2 separate regions of the Mus musculus genome follow, and region 2 is linked to region 1. The links are chromatin loops, found by intact Hi-C in ENCODE. Cell type or tissue: left cerebral cortex. All regions are shown on one strand. Links, peaks and the distances in the headings refer to the core of each region. The heading gives the core; the rest is flanking DNA.

Region 1 (5,371 bases), core at 138-5,137:
GTGTCTCTGTGTCAGTGTCTCTGTGGTAGTCTCTCTCTGTGTTAGTGTCTGTGTGACAGTGTCTCTCTCTCAGTGTCTCTGTGGCACAGTGTCTCTGTCCCAGGGTTTGCTGGATCACCCTTTCCCTTCGTCCTCATTGCACATCCACCCAGAATCTGCCACACAAGAGTGACCCACGCAAGGATGGCCATTTGTTTAACTTGTCCAAACCAGGTTACCCTTGACCCAGAGACACTCCCTGGCCAGCTTGGTCATTGGGGTCACCCTACTTGTGAGCCATGTGACATAGTCAGCTGGAGAGAGAGCCCATTTCTGTGCCTAGCTGCCAGTGAATGAGAGCCCTTTTGGAATTCTTCGGAATTGTTGTTGCTCAAAGGCTGTCACCATAGCAACAAGGTCAATAGGAAATGGCAGCCGTGAGTAGGTTTCATCCTCACTGTATCCTTGTTGACAGGAATAAAGGCCCTGCTTCTGATTTCTTGGTTCAACTAGATGAAGTTTTCATTAGATTTAACTTCTCATATCCAGACACCCACATGCTAGTCAGCTCCCCATCTCCGCTCTCATTTGGAGGCGCACCATCGGGGCTGAGGGTTAGGCGTGGCGTGCATACTGGCTGTGTGCAAGGATCCTCTGCGTGCAGCATCTCCAAGGAGCCTGGTTGCTGTGTTGGGACTCAGCATGCTAGAAGCCCCTTTCTACTGGGAGACCTAGACTTCATGCTCAGTCACACCCACCTCTGGAGAAAGCCAGAAGCTGAGGTTTGGTGTCAGCTGTGGAGTGGGGAACTCACCCTGGCCATATTGTTTCAGAGGAGAGGGACACTGGATGTGAGGGGCCGGGATGCCTAAATCAGGGAATCTAGACCACATGGTGATAGTGTAGCCTTGGCTTGGAAAAACCGTAAAGGTGGACGGACATGCTAGAAACTGTCCTTGGCTGAGAGCTTAGCCTCTTCTCCCTGGGATGGTGACTCTTCACAATGGTAGTGAATGTGCCAGAAACCCTGACTTGCTGGCAATGCTGGAAGATCAGTGTGGCAGCGAGAGGAGTTGCTTCTGGTGTCGGTTTCAAACCTGGAGTCCCTAGTCCTTCCCGCTACTTGAGGGAAGAGCCAGTCAACGGGGAAACATGTAGTCGTAAATAGTTGGGTACCCAGTCCTACAGGGCCACTTGAAATTAGGGACATTTCATATGGCTGGCTTCCCTTAGGGGAAACTCCCTTCTAACTCTCCACTATGTGGTCCAGAGATCTTGATTCTTACAGAGACATAAAACCTAGGGAGATGGAGTGCCACACTTCACTAGAGCGTCTCCTCTTTAGCGAGCTGATCTCTGAGTTAGAATCAGACCCTTGACTCTCAGGCTTAGGGCAGGTCTGAGAATAAGCCACAAAGGTTGGTTGGGCTGGTGAATGGGGAGGAGAAAGCCAAAGGAGACTTCTGGAACAGCCTACGGGTACAAGTGCCCAAGGAGCCTCAAAGAACAAGCAGCGAGGGACAGGCAGGAAATCAGAAGCATGTTCTTTCTGGGGGACACATCCGCTCAATAGAATCTAGCCTGAAGGAAAAAAAAGAACATTTGCAAAACAAACCAAGGTCCCACGGGCAGGGGTGGGAGGTGTCTGCCAAAGGCACCCACCTCTGTGCCAGGCTGGAAGATGGCCAAGGTGCAGCAGGATGAGGTCTGCAGCCAGGAGTGTGGCAGAGCAGAGCAGGGCTCAGCCAATCTGAGGCTCCAGGACAGTAGCTCCTTTCCCAGGGACAGCAGAGGGCACAGGGAATCCTCTGCAGGCCTTTGGGGGTCTATCTTTGTTTTCCCAGACTCTCAGGTCCTGCAGTGACTGCAGGACACAAGACTTCTCTCCCTAAGGACAGAGCTGCTATTCTTGGCCCCAGGGACAAAGGTATAGGTATGGTCCATACTCAGGACTTTTCTTGAGTTACAGTCAACAAGTGTTCAGCAAGGACACCCCCCCCCCCCCCCCCCGTGTCAGCCAGGCCTTGGTGGCACAGGCCTGAAATCCAAGCAACCCAGAAGGCTGAGATGGGAGGAGCATAAGTTCAAATCCAGTCCGGGAAACTTAGCAAGATCCTATCTCAAAATGGAAAATAGAAAAAGGGCTTAGCACTGTGGCTTAGTGGTAGCACTTGCCCAGCATGCGTGAGGCTCTGGGTTTGAACCCCAGCCTCATGGCTTCCAAGAGATCACACTGTGTGCTGGCACCAAGACTCAAACTACAAATCCAGAAAATATTAAGGGTTGTAGTTCTTAATTAGGAGCCTAGGGAGACATCTCAGTTCTGGAACACCCAGAAACTAGGTCTCCCATCTCCGGGACATTTCCCTCTGGAAGTTCCCTGATAAATCTCCGACCGTGCCTCCCTGCCATCCCAAGAAGTCCAAGGGTGAGGGTGCTAGCTCAGCTTTCCAAGCAAGAGCCCTGGGTTTGCCTCTTTCTGGTGTCTGCCTCAGGCTAGAGTTTCTAGGAAATACAAGCCTGGAGAGTCTAGCATGAGAACGGTTTGTAAAACACCCAGAGTCCCCTGGCTGGCTTCCACCCTAGACATCAGAACAAAGTTGGACAGGGCCCCCAAAGCCTGCTTTTCCTAGACCTGCCCAGGTACTTCAGAAATGAAATGGTTCCTGCCGCTGGCTGCTCTGTGCTCGGGGCTCACCTGCGCTGCAGTGATCCGAAAAAGAAGGTGCTCTGAACCCCAGACACCAAGGTGTGAGCCTGGGCGCCAAAGCTCACACCTGACTTAGAGTCTGTCACTCCTACCCCAGAGCTCTTCCTCCACTGCAGGGACACTGGATGAAGCCTCCCTAGCAGCAGTCAACCCAAGGCTGGTCTCTGACACTCTGCTCCTCTCATGGCCACATCTGCAGTCCGTGGGCAGTTGCTTTGTCACTCTGAGGCCAGCCACCCCACTCCACAGGCTGTGCTCAGATAATTCCCGCAGGAGTGCTAGGCACATCCTGGAAGCGTGCTACTATGACTGGCCACCAGGTGGCGCTAAATGACCAGGAACTGGTCTAGAAGGCGCAGGGAAGGCGCACCCTTGTTGATTTTATGTCTTGATACTCCATAATCACCAGGATTACAATCTAAGCAAAAAAGCAAGACAAATAAACACCTGCCCCATGAAGAGTTTGTCTTCGTTTGAAAAAAATCACGAGAAAACATGATACTTTGAACGTACCCCCTAAGGCTCAGGTGAGCACCAGTGAGCCTCTTGGGACAGATGGGAAGTTGCTGTGGGGACTGGGTGGGGAGTTCCCAGGAAAGGCAGGTGCTATCACGTACTGCCCTGTCTCTTCTTTGCCTCTGAAGCTTCAGTTTCACACTGTGGGGTCCCTGTCTGCAGTCTCCCTAGCCTATGCTGGCTGCCCTGGGACTGGAAAAGACCCTTGCTGAGTGTGCGGAGAGGGGCCAAGACATGGCTTCTAAAACCATTTCCAGTAAAGACAGAAGAGTCAAGGCATCTGAGGACTGCTAGGATCTAGAAGAGCACCCTTAGCCTCTCGCTCACCACGGCCACCACCCCGTGCTTACAGCGGCCTTTACCCTACAGCCAACATGGCTCTATCCCACATGCACTATGACCTTCAGCCCACACTCACCAGGGCCTCTCCTATGATTTCCCTTCCCCATACTCAACATGGCTTCAATCTCTTCATTCTCACATGGTCTCCAGCTCTGACCCCTACTCAACAAGGTTTCCACACTGACGCCTACCATGGCCTCTACCCAGCATTCAACACAATATCTCTTCCCTCAAGTTCAACATGGCCTCCACCCCGGACTCAACACAGATGACTCCCGCTTCCCATGCTCAACATGGCTTCTTCTCTTCTCTCACACTAACATTCAGCCCACTCTCCATCCCCACCGTCACCTGGGCCTCTAACCCCAAACTCAGCATGGTCCCCATCGCTTCAGAGTCCTGAAGGCCTGCAGCCCTGCAGGCCACAGTCCTGACACTGACACACCATTTCTACTCACATCGCCTCTGCTTCCTTCTCTATGTTCCGCACACTGCCTGGGATGCCCTGTAGCCTTCCGCCACACCATCCTCCGGGCTGGTGGCCTGGGGCCCCTACAGCATGGCTATCCTTGAGACAGCCCTGTGATGCCTTCTCAGCAGGCCCCCTTTGATTGGGTTCCCCGAGGGATGGCCTGGGCTTCCTCCTGTCTGGCATCTTCCCAAAGCACAGAGCTCAGTGGTCCCACTCTGGCTGGAGGAAGACAGGAGATGTCCAGGTAGCCCTTGGGTGCCCTTGCTGGGCACACAGGGGTTGTGAGATAAGGGCTTGGCCTCCAGAGGGCGCTGTTCTGGCCTTTGGGCAGGTTTTTCCTCCTAACTACAGCCACTACATGGGTCATTTGACATCTATGATGTCATTTCAGGGCCACACAGACAACATTGTCACCCGTTCCAGGAAAGAGGACATGGCCACTCAGAAAGCTCAGGTGTACTGGCCAAGTCTGGGAGAGGGGGTGCTACCTTCACACATCTCAGAGATGCCAAGTTTACATCCAGCCTCTGACCTCTGCTGGAAATCCTTTTACACAGCATCCCCTTGCTGGCACTGTCACCCAAATCATGGAGCCATGGAGCCATGGAGCCACGGAGCCACTTCTCATGTGTACGTCCTAGTCTGGCAGGTTACCAACATGCCCTTGGCCTTGACTCGTCATAGACAAGGGGTCTGGGTTGCTTTGGAGAAAGTTTCAGAAGTCATAGGGTCAGGAAACCAAACCTTCCCCATTCTGAGCTCTTGTGTGTGTCCTGGTCTATGGGTGTCCAAGATGGCGAGGGTGCTGTGTGCATGTGGGTATTTATATGTGCAAGTGTGCATGACATTGTGGGACAATGCAGGAGCAGTGGGGGAATGAGGTGGCTGCTGTCCCAGGCCCAGGATCTCTTTCCAGGCAACTTTCCGACTTGGCCCTCATTTTGTAGCTGAAGACACCTGCCATAGGCATCTATGGACCTAGAGTGACATGGTGGGGTTCCCAGAAGACAGTTGGGCTGAGCTGGCTGAAGGCTGGAGCCTTCTGAGGGTGGTGGAGGCCTGCTGAAACTCAGGTCTTGCTTGTTCTTCAGGGCCATCTGGCCATCCAGGGTGCTCCAAATAAAGCCCTAAGGTGGGGACAGCTGGGCAGGATTGTGCTCAGGGAAGGGCTAGGAACAGCTTAAAAGCCTTGATGCATCAGTCTGGCTGCTAGCTGGGAAGAGGCTGGGGTACTCTTTCCTAATGGGCAGCCAGGAAATGGGATAAGGCAGAAAGCCATGGGTGCCCTATGGGAACCAGTTTTATCTAGCTCTCCGTTGGGTCACAGAAGCTGAGAGTGCCCGATTTGGGCC
Region 2 (5,371 bases), core at 289-5,288, 84 kb after region 1:
TGTATAACTATATAAGTATCCCTCAGGAGTCTTTAACTTGATGCACTTTTTCATCCTCAACTGGCCTGTGGCTCCCGCTTGTAATCTGGGAAGGGTTAGCACCAGACCCATGCATCTAGGTTGCCTCCTTGGGAGGCCGAGGCAAGAGAGGGGGCTGATCCACAAGTCTGTGAGGCATAAGCCATGCAGTCCTTTCTGCATCGTGGACATGTGCTCCTGGAAGTCAGGGCATCACTGAACTCTCGGCCTAGGGTGGGAAGGGGTCTGACCCATACCTGGGACGTAGGACTGTTGAAACTCTCCTCAGCTGGGGCCACTGTTCTGGGCAGGCTGGTTTGTTCAGTGGTTTCATGACAAGAGTGTCAGCTAGTCCTGATCCTCTGGTGAAACCTGGTTCCAAGACTGAGCTCACTTTGTCTAAGCCCAGACACTCTTCAGTTCTGATGCTAGGCCCCAATCTGGCCTCTCAGAGAGCAACTTCTATATCATTTGTCCGTCCACCCATCCATCCATCCATCCATCCATCCACCCATCCACCCACCCATCCATCCATCCATCATCCATTCTTCCATCCATGCACCCACCCACACATGTCTGCATCCATCCATCCATCCATCCATCCATTCATCCATCCACCCACCCATCTATCCATCCACCTATCCATCCTTCCATCCATGCACCCACCCACCCACCCACACATGTCTCCATCCATACATCCACCCACCCACCCACCCACCCGCCCACCCACCCATGCATGTCTGCATTCATCTATCCAGCTACCCCTCCATCTATCCCCTCAACTGACCATTCATTCACCACCCATCCATGTAATTATCTATCCACCCATCCATCTCTTTGTCCATCCATTCATCTCCTTATTGAACCTCCTCATTCACATACCAGCATAGTCTCAGGCAGTGGGCCCACCTCCATGAACCAGACATGGCCCTTGCAGTGAGGCTGGATCATGTCAACAGAATCGTAACACGGAGAATGATGCTGTACAGGGCAGGTACAGGGTTTAGAGGGAACTCGGAGGAAGGTGTGATGACCTTTCAGGAAGGTAAGGCCTCCTGGAGGAAGTGGCTTCCTAGCCAGGTTCGTAGGGGGAACAGAGGCTTGGCCTAAAACCCCTGCAGCGGGAAGGGTGAACCCAGCAGAGGCCAATGCTTCATTCTCTTCGCAGCATCTTAGCTCCGAGGCTCTTCTGACACATGTCCTGATTTGTCCATCGGGAGCTTCAGTCCACAAGGGGGCCTCCCATCCCTGGGCCTTGATGTCACACGTGTGCTCTCATTCCATTTTGCACACGACACACAGATTGGGCTGCGCACTGTGCTGCACACGGCCCTAGGAGGCGCTGTTTCCACAAGCTGGTATGATAGGTCCTCTGGAATGATCCAGTGCATTGGCCGGAGAGGGATATTCTTCTCTCCCACAAAGAAATATGCCGAGTGCTTCCCCTCTGAATGCATGGACCGCTCGCCCCATCCTTCACTGGCCACTTCTGTAAAAACAACCTGAGCAGCTGTGAGTATTTCTTTAAGAAAAAAAGCCACAGCTCTGGCGGTGTGAGAAATGGCGGCCTGGCTGTTGGCTGGCCTGAGTACTGGGCAGAGAGAGAGAGAGCGTGGGGTGTGGCTGGTGGCCAGATGCTTGCCAGCCTGTTATCTGGGGCAGCTGCTCACACCAGCTCCTCCCTGTTGTAGCCACAGGGGGGCGTTTAGACTCACTAGGCTGAGGCTTCCGGTCTTCAAGAAGAGCCACGTAATCTGCAGGCTTGTGTGAGATTGAAAGGTTTTTAGGTAGAGTCAATGGTTTCTTTTAAAAATTTTAAATTGCATGTGTGTGTGTGTGTGTGTGGCACGCATGCACATGCATGATCATGGGCACATGTGCCACATCATGCATGTGGATGGTCAGAAGAAAGCTTGTAGGAGTTGGTTCTCCCTGGGGAATCAGGCTTAGGTTGTCAGGCTAGGCATCAGGTGGCCTTACCCACGGAGCCCTCTCACTAGCTTGCACAAAGTTTTCTAAAACAGTGCACAGGGTAAGTATGTGAGAGGTCCGGTGGAGGAGTCTACCCTGGCAGCCTTCACCCTGGGGGCCGCAGGCTTTGTGGATCTGGGGACTGCCACCCACAGGAAGAGTCTTAGATGATGGGAGGGCAGCTGGTAGGAGACAGGGTTTAGGCCCCTGTAGCTGGTAGAACTGAGAGCTTAAATGAATTTTCCAGACCTTTCAAAGCCTGGATGCCAAGGACTCCTGGACGCCATCTCCTGGCCTCTATAGACAGTGCAGTCACGTGTGCAGACACTTACGCAACCAAACATCCAGACAAAAACAAATAATACATAAATCTTTTTAAAAAAGGTTTCAGGGTTCGGAGCAGTTTGGATTGGGGATGCACACTGTGTGAGCCCTGGACCCTTCCAGGGTTGAATGAAGAAGATGGGGGTCACTTGTGTCCCCAGCTTTATGCTACCTGGTTTAAGCTCAGGCTCCCATGGGTCTGAACAGTCAGTGCCATGTGGCCTTTCCAGAAACGTCTGAGTCGTAAGCAAAGACAGACTTGGGTGGTTAGAGCTGGGGCTTACATAACTGTTACACATTGTAGACAGTGATAGACACCAATCCACTAACATGTATTTTTCTCTCAGCTTTGTGCCCCAAGGACATCGTGTTGACAAAGGCTGAGTATCCCCCATCCAAACTGCTCTAAACCCTGAGCCTTTTAAAAACCATTTCTGTATTATTTTGTGTCTGGGTGGTTTAACTGGCGTGTATGTTTCTGCACATGTGAGTGCAGTGCCTACAGAGGCCAGAAGGTGGCGACAGATTCCCCTGGAACTGGAGTTACAGGTAGTGAGCGTCCATGTGGATGCAGGGAACTGAACTTGAGACCTCCACAAGAGCAGCCACTGCTCTTAACCACTGAACTGTTGCTCCATTCCCTAGCCTTGAGACATTCCTGAGTGCCAAAGAGACAGAGGAAAAGTCTGTGACAAACGCTAAAAGCCAGGTGTGGTGACTGTATCTCATTACACATATGTACAAACTCTAAAACCCAAAAACCTCAGGCTACGCGATGTTCTTGAGGGATGCCAGTCTGTAGTTTGAAATCAGCCATGATGGAAATTGGCAAACACTACAAATCAGGCTCCTTATTCCCACCGCCATGCCCATTCCCACCAGGATGCTGGTCCTTAAGCATCTGTGGGCGCACCATTCACACCTAACTGAGGGTCCTGAGGCCTCTGCTTTATTACTTCCAGGTAAATTGATGTGTGATGTGCACACATTTATTCACATCTATCAAATGATGAAACAGGAAACAAACTGGTCCAGGGGTGATGCCAAAGGAGGGTGCATGGTGTGTGGTTTGTGTGTGTGTGTGTGGGGGTCTGTTTTATGAAAGAGAAGAGTGGGGAAGGCCCTTCTGAGAGGAGGAGGTCCACCCTTGTCAGTCACAGCTGTGAGTGAAAACTCCAGAAACGGCCTTTCTTCTACCCTCCAAGGTCTGCCTGGACATGGAGTGTCCCTCTGAAAAGTGTTCGCCCAATAAAGCCACCCGCAATTAGCATCTCCTGTCTTCCAAGGAGCTCAGGAGTGCTTCTATTTGTCTGGGGCTAAAGGGTTTGGATTGGTCTCCAGGGAAGTGATTGATTAACAAGGACAGACTGAGCTGTTTCCAGGGAACAGGTTGCTCCATTTCTCGTTCTGGGGGCCCTTCAAGGGCAAGAGGCTCCCTCTGAGGAGATGGGACCCAGCATATCACAGATATGTTTCCCAGACCTGGCTCCTGAAATACAGCCTTTGGCCTCAGCCCTTCACCCACTGACCCTGAGTCTGGTGGAGGCCAGACGCCTGCAGAGCTGGGGTGCTGGGCTCGCTGCAGAGCTGGGGTGCTGGGCTCGCTGCAGCTGGGGCTGTGCTGCTTGCTGTTCTGGACGAGGCTCTCTGGCCTGTGGAGCTGAGGGGCTGAAGGTGATGGCTGTCAGTCTCTGGGCAGAGTGTATACTGGCGGCTGGGGTTATTCGAACTGAGCGGGGAGGGGAGAAACCTCACCAACTGTTTGGGTTGGGTGCTCTAACAGCAGAGGGTCAGAGACAAAGTGTCCTCCACAAAGATATCCCCAAGTCCTGTCCACTTAATCATGCTTTGTCCCATAAACTGTGGGGGGATGCATGCCTTCTGGTTGGGCCATATGCCTCCTGCTCAGGAGAGCTACATCTGTCAACTGTGGGGAAGAGGCCCTGCGGGCAGATGCTCAGGGCCACCCTCTGACATTAAGCAACTGTTACCTGGCTGGACCAGAGCCTCTGCTTAAGCCTGGAACCCACAGGAAGGATAGTCAAGGTGTGTGTGGGGGTGTCAGCCTACCACACCCAGTTTGTGTGACCAGCTCCTTAGAGGAGGTGACGTCAGAGAACAGAGGAGCAAGGAAGATGAGCGAGCAGTGTGTGTGTGTGTGTGTGTGTGTGTGTGTGCGCGCACGCGCGCGCGCGCGCATGTGTGCAATCATTAGACCTGAGGCCTGGGGTGGAAGCACTCAGCCAGGGGACTCAGGGAGGGCAGCTCAGGTGCCCTCTTGAGTGTTACCACATCCGGCCTCAGAGCCAGGGCGGGGTCGAGGGCTGGGAGTAGAGGGAAGGCTTCAGTGGGCCCACAACTAGAAAGTTTCACATCTTATTCCCAGGTTCACACAGATGTGGGCGCCTGCCACTCAGAGATAAAACTCCTGCTGGGCAGGGTACCCAGAGATAGCCCACACGTCCTCCCCAGAGCAGAGCAGGCAAGGAAGATCAGAGGGCCTTGTCCAGCCCTTGCCAGTTTCTTTCCAGAGCAAGGACACTGAACTAGCGTGGCCTAGCGCCGCCAAAATCTTGTCTGTTTCAGAACCATGGAAGAACTCTGGCAGGAAGTGAAGAAGAGAACAGGGAAACTGGAACCCAGAGCAAAGGCCGGGAGCCTGCACAGGGCCAGGAGTGAGCGACCTCAGATACTGTGTCTTCCTCCTCCTTTGATTTTTTTTTTCTTTTTTGCGGAGGCAGGGTGGGGCTCTCTACTCACCCCAAAGCGCTGAGTCAGGCCTGGCTGGTTTAATGAGAATACTCGGAGATCTATTTTGCATAAGATTCTCAACTGGCTGCCCCCTGGGAGCCCGCCTCCACCGGGGAGGAAGCTGCTGGGTTTTATGAGGCCCGTTTCTTGATTTCTCCGACTCTGGAGGGGGCGCCGCTAGGGAACCTCTGCCCACCCCTGCCTTACTCAGCATTTACCTTAATACCAGGCAGAGGTTGTTAGAACCCGAGTCTATAAATAAAGGATTTGCAATTAAGGCTATTAGTTAGCATCAGGTGGAACCTTA

What was found. Hi-C counts contacts between places; a loop is a spot of excess contacts. Peaks named below come from ENCODE experiments on the same cell type or tissue, not always from the same donor. Only the 100,000 strongest peaks of a DNase experiment are listed, where the experiment ranks them.
Region 2: a loop joins it to region 1, with 2.2 times the contacts of the local background. A loop is called at or near these places in 3 of 42 quality-filtered maps.

What each region holds. Positions count from the first base shown.
Region 1 is chr4:151,154,135-151,159,505 of GRCm38, forward strand. All of the region lies in intron 7 of Camta1 (calmodulin binding transcription activator 1), which reads right to left. Gm52711 (a long non-coding RNA gene) reads left to right here and starts at 4,460. Exons shown (of 3, transcript XR_003955319.1): 1 at 4,460-4,649. In left cerebral cortex, for the core only: CTCF peaks have their summits at 3,001 (motif pointing right) and 4,328 (motif pointing right); DNase peaks (open chromatin) are centred at 1,541 and 3,005.
Region 2 is chr4:151,237,834-151,243,204 of GRCm38, forward strand. All of the region lies in intron 6 of Camta1 (calmodulin binding transcription activator 1), which reads right to left. Among named protein-coding and RNA genes, the nearest start is that of Gm45960, 17 kb to the left of the region's middle. In left cerebral cortex, for the core only: CTCF peaks have their summits at 1,686 (motif pointing right) and 2,815 (motif pointing right); DNase peaks (open chromatin) are centred at 1,661 and 5,117.